3 separate regions of the Homo sapiens genome follow, and all the other regions are linked to region 1. Evidence: chromatin contacts called from ENCODE Hi-C data. All regions are on one chromosome and are shown on one strand. The core of a region is the stretch at or near the end of the contact, and the rest is flanking DNA. Distances in the headings are between cores, read along the strand shown. Region 1 holds the start of HIBADH (3-hydroxyisobutyrate dehydrogenase). Region 2 holds the start of OSBPL3 (oxysterol binding protein like 3). Region 3 holds the start of ZNRF2 (zinc and ring finger 2).

Region 1 (2,536 bases), core at 13-2,512:
GAAATGATCCAATTCCTTTGCTTTCAACTCCATGGGTTACTGAGTTGAAAAAAAGGTCAAAGTCAAATTTTGTTGATTGTGCTACTTAGATTGGGGTTCGCATTTCCCTAGCTACTCCATACACATTCTCTTTCCTGCTGTATTGCCATTCTCCAAAGGCTATAGTCTTGCTTTGGTGTGGTCATGGCTTCCAACCCTTTGGTGGAGTCAGTGGAGATGAGAAGGCCTGCAATTACCCCCAAGGGGTTTACAGACTCAAATATGTACACTAAGCATTGACAGAAGAATGACTAAATGTCTGTCTCTCTGCACCGCGCAGTGGCTCACGCCTGTAATAACCAGCACTTTGGGAGGCCGAGGCGGGCGGATCACTTGACGCCAGGAGTTTGAGACCAGCCTAGGCAAAATGGCGACACCCCGCCTCTACTCAAAGTGCCAAAAAAATTAGCCGGGTGTGGTGGCGCACGCAGGCCTATAGTCCCACCTCACCTACTCCGGAGGCTGAAGCAGGAGAATCACTTGAACCCGGGAGGCGGAGATTGCAGTGAGCCGAGATCGCGCCACTGCACTCCAGCCTGGGTGACAGAGAGACTCCGTCTCCAAAAAAAAAAAAGGTCTTTCTAATACACATACATATACTACTACTTTCTGGATTTTATATTTAGTTTTGCTTACAAAATGGATTTAGGGTGTAGAATTTTCAAAGATTAGAGAAATATGCCTTGAAATAGAAAGTGCAAGTTTCTAGTAACTCTTCCCTTCAAAGATAATGTTACCAACTTCTTTTCCTACTATTTTTAGTATTGAGAAACTGTTGTGTTAAGTAAAATCAAATGAATTTAAAAGTTATTACACACATGGTAGCTTTCTGAGTGTTTTTCAAGCTGCGAGTCAGTTTTGTCCTTTTTAACACGCAGCGGTTGTGGGGACAAGGTTTCCGAGGAGGCGGGAGCGAGCGACGGCCCCCGCCTCCCACACGCCCTCTGCTTTGGTAAACAAGGAGACTCCCGCCCGCAGGCTGTAAATGAGGCACGAGCTTGGGGGCAGCGCCAGGGCGCCTGGCGTCACTGTTCAAAAAGGCCTCTTATTGGTCCTTCGCACAGCTGCGGACCTGGGAATTCTGATTGGTCTGCTTCCCTGTCCGTAAAGGGATTGACAGGCCCTGCCGCGTCAGGCCGCTCCTCTCGGCTCCGCGCTCCTTCCCTCGCGCGTGGGCACCCGCCCCCGAGCGGTGAGAGCGCGTGCGCGCGCGCCCTTCTCCGTGGGCGAGCCAGCCAGTCCCGCTGCACACGCTCGCAGTCTGTGGGCCCTCCGGGAGGCGGCGGAGGTCACCGCGGGGAGAGGGGCGGGCGCAGCATGGCAGCCTCCTTACGGCTCCTCGGAGCTGCCTCCGGTCTCCGGTACTGGAGCCGGCGGCTGCGGCCGGCAGCCGGCAGCTTTGCAGCGGGTAAGGACCTCACGCCTCCTCCCCCTTGTCCTTCTTTCGGCCGCTCGCTTCTTCTGTCCAGACGGCCGAAGAAGTCTTTTCTCGGGAGGCCCTGCGGTTGGGCTGGGGCTTAAAAAACAATATTTTGGCTGGTACTAAAGGCCTGTCCTTTTCTGCGGCCGCCACTCACTCCGCGAGTACCCCCCTCTGCCTTCCCTCCCTTTCTCCCGGGCTCCTGATGAACGGGTTCAGCGCCCTTTTCGGGATTTAGGAAGAGGTGGGGAAGAGCTTGGGCTGAAGAGAAGAGAGTATTTGGGACCCCGGCATGCTGCTTTGGAGTTAGGACTCCGAGGACGTTTGGAGCGCCCAACTCCAGGAGCAACCCGCACTCACCCCAGCGACCCCTGGTCTTTCAGCGCCCCCAGGGTGCACCTTGGGTTGGGGACACACTTGGGCAGCAGGGCCTGATGTTTAACCACCTGAGTCCGAGGGGATGGCCTTATTACACAAGCGGTGGCTGTACAAGCCAGGCAGTAAGTCTTTCAGCAAAGTTTCAGTCACCCTTGACCAGCAAGACGGGCTTCCCCCCTCTACTGTAACCTAAAAAAATGTCATTTTTGTCAAATTATGAACCAAAACACGTTCAGCGTCCTCAAGATTGTGGGCAGAATTAATCCTGCCTCCCTCCTCTCATACCATGGTAAATTGTGGAAGCTAGCCATGAACTTACAAAGAGGCAGTTTTTAGAGCCAGGATGAAGATCCACGGAGATCTAATACAGTCTTTCATACTCCGCACGAGGGACATGAGGCCCCTTGGATGAGTGAATCAGGATATTCCCAGCAAGACCTAGAAAGTTGTTATCAGTTGTTCCTAATTCCTTAACTTTCTATCACACCAGGACTCCTCTTTAATTGAAAAATTGGTTGATTTGTGGGGGCACTGCCGTTGTCTTCCTCAAACTGAAAGTTTGAGAGTTGTAACAATGCATCGTTTAGCAAGATCATACTGAGGATTAATAACAAAAAAAACCTTGGCATTAATTTTTTCTAATCTTTGCTTAAAAAAAAAATAGTGGGTTAGGATTTGAGCCCCTTGGCCCCCCGCCCT
Region 2 (2,536 bases), core at 22-2,521, 2.7 Mb after region 1:
GTCCCAGGCGCTGAGCCCAGCGAGCCACGCGCGGTGCCCAGCTCGGTGAGGTCGGTTAGTTGGGTCTTCAGGGAGGCTAAATACCCTGTATTTGCTATTCCCTTCGCCTGGAACGCTCTGTGCGAGACTGGGTGTGGCAGCTCCTTTCCCAGGCTCAGGAATCTGGGTAAAAGCCACCCTCGCCTAGAGGCCCTCAGGGTGAGCGCCCCATCACGCGCTAAACCACTTTCGAAAGTGGACTTGGCCCTCCTCTCAGTACTAACAGTCTGTCAGCCTTTTATTTTTTGCATAGATATGTATTTTCTCTTCTTTATTGTCTGTCTTTCCACAAAAAATGCAAGCCCCGTGAGTACTGGAGCCTGGTGCGCCTTTCTCACAGTTGCAAGCTCGCAACTGCTCCTGGCATATACTAGGTGCTCACTAAATGCTCATGCCCTTCCCACCCGCCACCTGCGGCACTCGACACATTTGCAGTCTGCAAACTGACCCCAAACCATCAGCTGCTTGCATTCGTCCTAGGATCAAAGAAGGCCATTGGGCTAGTGGGAAGTCAAGTCGGGTGGACTTTTCCGTCTTTCAGGGAGATTTAATAGTAACGACGGTGCTCTCCCCACCTCCTACCCCCTTGCACATAAACTGCACAGAACAAAATCACCCCGGCACGAATCTGCACGACTGCCTCTGGAGGTAGGGTCACGGTCTCCGAGCCCCGGGTCTCACACTGATGCTGTCCTTTGTCATCTCGTGCCTAGAGTGCTGCCTCCCTATGTATTTCCTCTGTTCTCGACTCCTCTGCCACAGTCTGACTTTCTCGGGAGGTCGAGTTCTCCTAGCCTGTGCGACCGCAAGGGTCCCCTGGAGCCTTCTCCGTAAACCTGCCCCTCCCGCGCTGCCCTCACTTTTTCCTCCTTCCCTGGCCCGGAAAAGCCACTAGAGGAACATTTACCGAACGCCTACCGCGCGCAGGCACCGAGCTGGGCCACCGGGAGCCCCACCCAGTGCCTCGCCGCAGGACTCGCCTCCCTCCGCCCTCCCAACCCATCCGGAATCCGGGGTCCCTAGTTCCCCCGCCGCGTCATGGAATCCGCTGGCTTCTTCCGAGGACATCGCCCCACCTCCTTCCCGAAAGGCGACTTCTGATTGGTGAGATTGTGCATCACTCTGCCGCCCTCCCGCCCCCTCGGGGCCCCGCCCCTGGGCCTCTCAGGCCCCTCCCCTGCGCTCCCGCCCTTGCGCGGCTCCTCGGGCTAATCGCCGGGCGGCGCGCGCCGAGAAGTTCTGGGCAAAGTACTCAGAACTGGCCGCGTGCTGGTGGCGCCCGCCAGCCGGCCCGGGAGAGGGGACTTGAGCGCTTCGCGGCCGGTGCGCAGCGCGGCTCCGGCCCCGCAGTCTGTCTGCAAGTGGCCATCCCCGCCCCCGACTCCTGCGGCCGGTGCGGGAGCTGTCAGCTGCACGTTGCGGGGGTACCGGAGAAGCCGGGGTTGCCTTCTCCCGGTTCTGTGCGCTAACCCCGGAGCCCGGCCCCGGGGAACTAGGGAGCGTCTCCGGCTGCACAGCGCTCAGGTGAGTGGCGGGGCGCCCGCCTAAATGGGGCCTGGGTGTCGGGGGGCCTGGCGGCGGCGCGGGCTCGGAAGGGCTGCTGTTTGCGGGGCGCCGCGGTTCTCTGCCGGACCGGGGTCTGTCCGAGTCGCCCGGGGAGGCTCCGGCCCTGGGGCAGACCCAAGCCTGGGAGCTTGGGTGCCGGCTGCAGCTCCCGGGGAAGGAGGACCCGGGTCTCACCCACCCCAGGACACCTTCCCTCGAGGGACGGCTCAGAGGATTGACCGCCAGGAGGAGCCGAGCGCAGGGGCCGCGGCGCAGGTGCGGGAGGACGCGGCGCGCGGAGCTGTCCTGGGCAGCGGGGAGGCGCTACGCCGGGGCTAGAGGCTCAGGAAGCCTGGTAAATTGGGGCGAGCGCGAAGCTTTACCACATCCGCGGGATGGGGCGCGCCGGAGAGACTGAGACAACGCTCGCGGGGCAGGCGCTCCGCTCGCCCGCCTTCCCAACCCCGGCTTGCTCAGCTCCCCGGTGCTGGGCTGGAGGCCCAGGGCACATTCCTTTCTTGTCTGAATTTACATATTCATCAGCTTTCTGGCCCCTTCTGGAATTTTTTTTTTTTGTTAGTTTCCAATTACTACTGTTCAGATCACCTTCAGGCTCACCCTAACTCTCGTCTCAGTGTCTCTCACATTGGTCCTTTCCTGGAGGCCCTGCAGCGTCTTAGTTCAGGGTCTTAGGGACTTATGCACTCTGTCTGAACGTTGTCTACAGTTGGGTTTTCCTACCTCTGTCTCTGTTTATTCCGTGGTCAGGTAAATTCTTTAAGTACTGTCATCATAAGCCAGAAACTCCCAGGCAGCCTCTTAGCGCTGCCCAGCTTCCCGGGGAGCGTTTGTGGCCTCTGGAGTCGCTGATGGGCACTGTCGCAGGTCGTCCAGATACTTCTTAAGCAGGGGCGCGCCGCCCTTCCTTCGGCAACGCAACTTGCTTGCTGCC
Region 3 (2,536 bases), core at 11-2,510, 2.6 Mb before region 1:
GAGCGCGGGTGCGCGGAGAGGGGTCCGTACCTCCAAACATGTGCGGCGAGAGGTGAGCTGGTAAGGAGCCGATCACCAGGCGCGGCCCGCCGGGGCTCCCGCCCACCGGCCGGTCCCGGCCGCCGCCGCCGTCCTCAGGGCTGCTGTGCACCGAGTCCTGCGAGCCGTACGGGCCGCTGCTGCTGTTCGGGATGCTGAAGGGGGACTGCGCCGCGCGGGCCCCCGACGCCACGCTCCCCACGGCCCCGCCGAGGGAGCGGCTGCGCGGGGCCGCCGGGGCTGCCGGGGCCGCCGCGGCCGCCGCGGCGCCGCCGGAGGCGCTGGGCTGGTGCGCGCTGGGCACCTGAGCCGGGAACCTCCCCGCGGCGGCGGCCCGAGCGCCCCCGCCGCCGCCCGCGGTCCCATTGGCGCCTCCGCTGCTACTGGAAGGTAGATCCGAGCCCGAGTACGCGCGCGTGCGGCCGTTAGCGGCGGCCGGGCCGCTCTGTTTGGCGCCCATGTCCGCCCTGCCCCGGGCCGGGCCCGCGCGCTGCGCCCCGAGAGCCGGGAGGGCGGGAGCGAGCGCGGGAGCTAGAGGGCAGGGCCCAGGCGCCGCGGCCGGCCCAGAGAGGCCCCCGCACGTCCAGGGCCGCCGCCCGGCGTCCAGAGGGGCAGTCGGCGCCCGGCGCGCTCTTCTTGGGGCGGCGGGCGAGGCCGACGGCCTGACGCGGGCGCGGGAGACGAGGAGACGCGGAGAGGAAGGGGTCCCGGCTGCAGGCACCCCTCGCTGGCTCCAGCAGGAAGGGGCGGCTCAAGTGGCCGTGCGGCTGCCGCTGGTTTCGGTTCTGGTGCGCCACGACGGGCCGCTACCGCTCTCTGCTGCCGCGCTCGGCGCCCCCGATCTCGGCACCGCCTCCTCTCGGGCGGCCGCTGCTACCGCCGCCATCCTCCGGCTCCCACGGCGGCTGGCGGCTGAGTGGGAGGCGCCCGCCCAGACTCCGCCGGGGCCACCTTCCCTCCTCCCCCAGCCACCCAGCTGTTATTAACGGAGAAAGAGGAAAAACGGGTGGCGCGCGAGGGGAGAACGAAAAATGGGAGGGAGAGGTGGCGCGCGCTTCCCGGCAACCGTCGCCTCGCTCCCCCTGCGAAGGAGGGGCCGGGCTGGCGGGAGGATCTGGGCCGCGAAGGCGGGGGGTGCGCAGATGGGGAGGAGGTTCCCCGGCCCCGCGCCGGAAGGCCGCGGAGCGGCGCGGCTGCAGGGTGCGCCCGGCCCGTGTGTTTGGGTCGCGCGCGTTGACCCCGCCCCCGCCCCCTCGTGCCGCCAGGCCGATTGGCTCCCGCCGGCCTTGCTCCGCCTCCCCCTTCCGCGACCTGCCTGCCCCTGCTCCGCCTCGCCAAGGTACTGCGGTGTGGTAGGTGCTGCCACTCGTGGACTCGGTGATGGACAGGTCTCTGGCCACGCCCTCCCAGCCAGGGCGCGCCCTTGTCTTCCTCGCGGGGCCTACGCCGATAGGAGGAACGGACACCGGGCGCCAACCAGAAGGCGGCCCCTCCTCCCGCACGTGGCCCGCCGACGCTGTAGGAGCCTGTGTCAGCTGCAGCTTTTCCTGGCAGGGGGCGTGAATGGCTGTGTCCTCTGCCCAGAGCCGTTTGGTTTCGGTGGGTGTTGGTGTTACACACTGATTAAAAAAAAAAACAGAAGCTCAAAAGCCAGCTTGATCTCAGACTTACTCATGAAACACCAACCTGGGAGGAAGCGCAGAGTTGGAAGAACTCGGGATAATCCAGGTTGACCCTCTGTGGTAGGGCAAATACTGTGGTGCCAGGAACGCTGCACCTGACTCACAAAACCTAGAATCTAGGCCCAACACCAAACTAAATTATCTGTAGTGAGCAAATTATTTTACTTTTTTGGACTTTAGGTTTATTTTTGTTTTTGTTTTTGAGACGGAGTCTCGCTCAGTCACCCAGGCTGGAGTGCAATGGTGTGATCTCGGCTCACTGCAACCTCCGCCTCCCGAGTTCGAGCGATTCTCCTGCCTCATCCTCCAGAGTAGCTGGGATTACAGGCACGTGCCACCACGCCTGGCTAATTTTTGTATTTTTAGTAGAGACGGTCTTTCACCATGTTGGCCAGGCTAGTCTTGAACTCCTGTCCTCAAGTGATCCACCTGCCTCGGCCTTCCAAAGTGCTGGGATTACAGGCGTGACGTACCGCACCAGGCCGACTTTAGGTTTCTTACCTGAACTGTTTGTGTTAAATCCTAGGGCACCTGCCTCTTTAAAATCCTATAACTTCTCTAAAATGTAATAAAATTCTCCTCAGTGCCTTCCTCAGTGTTGGTGTGGTCTCTTCACGGCAGAGCAGGGTCTGGATACCCAGGGAACAGCCTGCTCTGAGACTCCCATTATGAAAATGTCTAGTCTCTACTTGAAAATAATAATAGCAAGTGGTGTTTTATAAAACTACAGAAATACTTTGTCATCTTTTCACTATTTGCAATAAGTCATTTATGTAATGATTTTCATCACTCTTAGGGTATGGGAATCAAGTTTT

Evidence for each region. Hi-C counts contacts between places; a loop is a spot of excess contacts on that map. Pooled maps may share reads with other maps.
Region 2: a map of ascending aorta shows a loop between it and region 1 (11-fold over the local background). The contact joins the promoter of OSBPL3 here to the promoter of HIBADH in region 1. A Hi-C loop is called at or near these places in 2 of 168 maps with a recorded cell type or tissue (ascending aorta and naive thymus-derived CD4-positive, alpha-beta T cell) and 6 of 50 pooled maps.
Region 3: a loop to region 1 is called in a map of naive thymus-derived CD4-positive, alpha-beta T cell, with 20 times the contacts of the local background. The contact joins the promoter of ZNRF2 here to the promoter of HIBADH in region 1. A Hi-C loop is called at or near these places in 2 of 168 maps with a recorded cell type or tissue (left ventricle myocardium inferior and naive thymus-derived CD4-positive, alpha-beta T cell) and 9 of 50 pooled maps.

What each region holds. Positions count from the first base shown.
Region 1 is chr7:27,661,609-27,664,144 of GRCh38, reverse strand. It overlaps HIBADH (3-hydroxyisobutyrate dehydrogenase), which reads left to right and starts at 1,262. Exons shown (of 8, transcript NM_152740.4): 1 at 1,262-1,447. The coding sequence starts at 1,357. All of the region lies in intron 2 of LOC105375211 (a long non-coding RNA gene), which reads right to left. RefSeq lists a silencer at 1,073-1,492 and an enhancer at 708-1,525.
Region 2 is chr7:24,978,913-24,981,448 of GRCh38, reverse strand. It overlaps OSBPL3 (oxysterol binding protein like 3), which reads left to right and starts at 1,271. Exons shown (of 23, transcript NM_015550.4): 1 at 1,271-1,563. RefSeq lists silencers at 1,112-1,621, 1,672-1,881.
Region 3 is chr7:30,283,321-30,285,856 of GRCh38, reverse strand. It overlaps ZNRF2 (zinc and ring finger 2), which reads right to left and starts at 1,260. Exons shown (of 5, transcript NM_147128.4): 1 at 31-1,260. The coding sequence starts at 499. It overlaps LOC124901607 (a long non-coding RNA gene), which reads right to left. Exons shown (of 3, transcript XR_007060274.1): 3 at 1,603-1,658. All of the region lies in intron 1 of LOC105375218 (a long non-coding RNA gene), which reads left to right. RefSeq lists silencers at 15-144, 295-374, 455-844, 925-974, 985-1,414.